Linked DNA regions of Mus musculus: region 2 is linked to region 1. Evidence: chromatin loops called from intact Hi-C (ENCODE). Cell type or tissue: gastrocnemius. All regions are shown on one strand.

Region 1 (2,500 bases):
CTTTAACTTGGTACAATAGCAGTTGGGCCACTTTTGACAAACATCTAAGGAAAATTACTGGAATATAAAACCCCGGACTTGTTTTTATTGAATATCTACCATGGACAAGCTATGATGCAACATCTGAAGAGGAAAATGAATCAGGTACCACTTCTTCCCTCCAGAAATTTACAGTATAACTGGGGATTTTTATATAACAGAACAAATACAAGTGTCACAAAAGAGGCACCGAGTCCGCCGGTGGTGGCCCACGCCTTTAACTTGGGAGGCAGAGGCAGGTGGATTTCTGGGTTTGAGGCCTTCCTGGTCTACAAAGTGAGCTCCAGGACAGCCAGGGCTACACAGAGAAATCCTGTCTTGAAAAACCAAAACAAAACAAAACAAAAAACAAAAACAAAAACAAAAACAAAAACAAACAAACAAAAAAGGCACCTATGGGGTGTAGGCAAGACAGCAACCCTGCTCACGTAGGAGTAGGAGTGTTCCTGAGAAATCCTCCAAGGAGATCAAGCCAGACCAGTTACACCTTCAGTGAGGCCTAAAGGGCAGCAGGTACCTCCATCATCACTATTTACGTGTATTTATTTTTTGTGCAGGGACCATGTGGCCAGTGCTATACAAACCCTTGAGCAACATTGGCTTCATTCATTCCTCACAATAATTAAACAAAACAAAACATGGTCTCATGTCAGGCTGGCCTCAAACTGTCTATGTAGTCAACCATGACCTTGACCTTCTGATTCTCCTGCCTCACAAATCACCAAATCTGGTTCAGGTGGCACGAGGGATTGATCCCAGGACTTTGTACAAGCTAGACAAGAACTCTTATCTATCGGGCTACATCCCCAGCCTTCACAATAACATCCATCAAGGTAGGTCCCATCATTCCCATTCCACAGATGGAAGGTGCAGAGAGATTAAGTACATTACTCAAAATTAACTAAATTAAGCACAACCTTAAAAGCCACAGTGAAGGAACCAGAAATCAAAAGCTGAACTCTCACATCGGGAGCTTCTCTACCTATGACTACTCAACTCTGCTTGAGAGACTCTTCCAGAGCCTGGATTAAAGTGCTCTCTCCTGCCCCCTTGTGTCAGACATGTTTCAGTCTTTGATCTTCCAGTCCCTAGAGCCCAAGCAGATCTTCCTCAGGTTGGTAGGAGGTTCTGATTGGGTAGCCATTTCAATAAAGAACAGTTTATTGTTACCCTCTTCAAGCAGCTCAGTGTCTTAGTACGGTAAAAATGATTGTGATTTCTGATAACTACTCTTTGAGATCCCGGGGATTGTGGGAATGAGGAGAGAAGTAAATGGTTGTATTTTAGGTAAAAGAACCTTGGGACACTCCTCAAAGCATGCAGTGATGTCGATGGTTCTGCACGCAGCAGAAGCCATTAGTCCCTTCTCCTAACAACTGTCAAGAGACTGGCTCTTAACGGCAAGTCTAAAACTGACAAATGTGCCAGTCTGACTTCTTAGCCACTGTATTAATTACTTTTCTTGTCCCTACTGAGAAATACATGATAGAAACCGAAGGGGGGAAGGATTTGTTTTGGCTCATGGAATAAAGGAGTAGAGTCCATGGAGAAGAGGAAAGAGTGGCTGGGATCAGCCTGGTCTGGGCTTGCTGGAGCTTGTGCTACGGTTCCTCATATCCTTCCAGGTCAGAAAGCAGAGGGCTCAGGCTAGAATTGTGCTGGACGATAATAACCCTTAGCCAACCTTAAGACCTGTTATCTGTGTTGTGTGCCCCCCAAACCACACAACTTCTCAAGAGACACTACCAACTGAGCACCTAGTGTGTAAATATACAAACCTGGGGGGGGTGCATTTCACATTCAATCCACAGCCCTGACCCCAGAGGCCCATGGCTACCTCATGATACAAGGTGCATTTTACAACTGGGAAAGTCCCTAACATCTTTTTATTTATTTATTTATTTTACTTTGAGAGATTGATTTTATTAAAGTTTTTGCTTGTCTGAAAATCATTAAAAAAAAAAAGTACACTGTTACTGTCTTCAGACACACCAGCAGAGGGCATCAGATCTCATTACAGATGGTTGTAAGCCACCTTGTGGTTGCTGGGAATTGAACTCAGGACCTCTGGAAGAGCAGTCAGTGCTCTTAACCACTGAGCCATTTCCCCAGCCCCCCCTACCCCCTAACATCTTAAGGGTTCCAACACTGATCGAAATCCAAAATCTTGGGGCTGGAGAGATGTGAGATTTTTCTTTAATAGTACTAATACCTGTATGAATTATCACAGCTTTTCCCACACTTGCTTTGACCACAACTGTATTCATGTCCCTTTCCCTGCCAAACTATATACTTTTCAAATATTTCCCCTCAGCTTTCAGCTGTCTATTGCTGTAATATGGGCTAAAAGCAGGGACAGTAACCGCCACAGTCTGAACACTTCTGACTAGAGATTTTCTTCACCAAACACATTAGTATATTGCTCTTTAATTCAGCCTCATTTTGACTTTCAGGACACAGA
Region 2 (2,500 bases), 55 kb before region 1:
GCACAAGGCTGGAGCGCGAGGCCAAAGCTAGAATCGCCCTCGGAATTTCAGATCGTCAGCGCAGGACTCCATCCCCTGACCAAGCACTGGGTGGGTGGTCCCAAATCTCCACTTCTCCCTGCTACGCTGTTTCCATCCTTAAGGTTTTGACCATTAACGGCACTCGCGCATTTTGTGTATAGGAGTTTTGTGGACCCCACAATGTCTCCTCCTCTCAGTGTCAGGATTAAGGTCAGTATTGTGGGCAGACGCTCGGTGCCAAGGAGCAGAATCAACTGACATTGGTCAGAGGTCCTAACACTGTGTACGCTTCTAAACTAAGTTAATGTTTAGCTTAGCGAATGAGTACAATGAAATCGACAGTTCTCCATTTGTCCTATTGTACAGAACACGTCCCAAAGAAATGCACTAAGGGAGTGTGCAAGATGCTTTGGAGCTGACCTCAAATTACAATAAAATGTTAATACTTTGGATTTGTAATGTTCTTTCTTCAAAGAACATTTTTGTCATTCGGTGTGTCGTTTTTTGTTGTTACTGTTTGTTTTAGCTTTTTAATTCAGGCCATAAAATAGGAAATAGGAAAGAACCCAGGAAGAGACAGAGAGAAGGGAAACATTTCAGCTGTGGTCCTAGTGGAAATTCTTGGTCCTTTCCAGGACTTAGAGCCCTGTGTCCCTTTGAGGTAGATATGGCAGAGATCTTGGCGTGGTGGAAAGACATGGAAAGTACAATTAGAGGACTGAGGCAAGAGATCTGGGCCTCATTTCCTCATCTGAGGTTATAAAGACAGAATGAAGCAATGAATGGACTCATCTTCACAAGCCATTGGATGTACAGTGAAAAAGCTTCAGTCAATTAATTGAGACGTCTTCGAATTGTTCATGATTCATGTGCTGTAGTTGAGAACTGGATGATGGGGGGGGGGGCTCCAGACCTGTGAGCAGGACATGGGGGAGAGGTCTGAAGGGCGTATACCCTTAACTACTGTTATGGTTGAATTGCCTTCTCCCCACTCATTTGTCGAAGGCCTAGTGTCCCTTGTGACTATATCTGGAGACAGCAGGATACTAAAAGATTTAATGAGGTCAGTGAGGGTGGGGCCCTTATCTAACAGGACTGTGGACTTTCAAGAGAGAGCTCTGCCAAGGGAGAACAGAAGAAACCAGCTCTCCGTGAGCCATGGAAGGCTCACCCGGGTGCATCCCGCTAGCATCCTGATGGCAGTCTTCCAGCATCCAGAACCAACCGTGAGAGATAACTTTCTCTGTATACTACTTCATGATGGCTACCAGTGCCGACTAAGACAAAAAAGTCTTCCCTCAGAGCTAAATGCCCCTCCCGACCACCTCCACCACCTGGCTTTTGCTCAGCACTTCCACCCGTCGTCCTTGTCGTCGTCTCATTTTTAATTCATAACCGTGAGAGCTGGAATTGGCAAGATTTATTTTTAAATGAAGAAATTAAGACTAAGAAAGACTAAATGACTGGAAGTCAGACTGAAGGAGCAAACCAGGACCTGAGTTGCCCCAGACAACAGCCAGAGTCAGTCCTAAGTCGATACCAAATTCTGAGGGTAGAAAGATGAATGTGGTTTAGGTGTAGGGAGGGCACAGGCAGGTCAGGAAAAGAAACACGTGAACAACTGATCGCAGAGATGTCTTCTGGGGGTGAATTGATTCACCAAGTATGAGGGGCGGTCAGTTCTGGTGGAGAGAGCAGAGAAATACATCTTTGAAGGGAGCCGTGAGTGTTGCTGAAGTTAAAAGCTACCTGGAGAGAAGGGCAGATAGAGCTCAGATGCCGTTGGAGATAGGCTCTCCATTCCCCTGCCAGAGATTCTGCTGGCCTCCCATGGGCTCTGGTCAACTGGGAGAATTAAACTTAGAGAGCAAGGCAGAGTCCTAAAGGAGCTGTGTCCCTAAGGAAACAATAGGAAACTCTTCAATTAGGCTCATATTCACACTTGTATAGTAAATTGCCTTTGTTTGTTAGACCTGGGGGGGGGGGGAGGGCTCTCATAAGGATACATTTATTACAGCTCTACCCGTTTGTAAGTAAATGAAACATGCCTTAATTAAAAGGTTAAAAGCTGTACACCATTGGCTAGCAAGGTCCTGCCCCTTGGTCAGTGTTTTTTTTATCAGAATCCCTGCTCTCCAGAGGCACAGAGTTCCTGGACTGAGGACGTGATCATCCCTAGCAATAGGAATGCAGATAATGACCTTCATTAATGAAGGAACAAACATCTGTCCCCTTTCGGGAGCTACAGTACAAGTTCTTACTGTTAGAGTCGGGTGGGAAGATTCGCCTATCTTCTGTGTTCTTTGTGGGTGCAATTTGCATACTTGTGTTTATCACGGCTTTCATCCACTCTAGTTTTCGAGGATTTATCACATCGAAAGGCTCAAATACCCTCTCTAGGGGAGGGACTACAGGTTCTGAGAGACATAGGCCCAGCAGGGATGTTTGTACTTTAGAGCCCCTCTCCCAGAAACTGAGT

Evidence for each region. A loop is a pair of places that touch in the nucleus more often than their neighbours do. Peaks named below come from ENCODE experiments on the same cell type or tissue, not always from the same donor. Only the 100,000 strongest peaks of a DNase experiment are listed, where the experiment ranks them.
Region 2: it touches region 1 in a loop (1.9-fold over the local background); 12 of 42 quality-filtered maps call a loop at or near these places.

Annotation. Positions count from the first base shown.
Region 1 is chr1:155,139,205-155,141,704 of GRCm38, forward strand. The region is part of intron 1 of Mr1 (major histocompatibility complex, class I-related); the gene reads right to left. Among named protein-coding and RNA genes, the nearest start is that of Mr1, 6.4 kb to the right of the region's middle. In gastrocnemius, a CTCF peak has its summit at 1,114 (motif pointing left); a DNase peak (open chromatin) is centred at 1,083; H3K27ac peaks cover 266 bases.
Region 2 is chr1:155,083,882-155,086,381 of GRCm38, forward strand. No RefSeq gene overlaps it. Among named protein-coding and RNA genes, the nearest start is that of Gm9530, 1.9 kb to the left of the region's middle. In gastrocnemius, no CTCF peak of the experiment used is centred here; a DNase peak (open chromatin) is centred at 1,230; H3K4me3 peaks cover 495 bases; H3K27ac peaks cover 1,488 bases.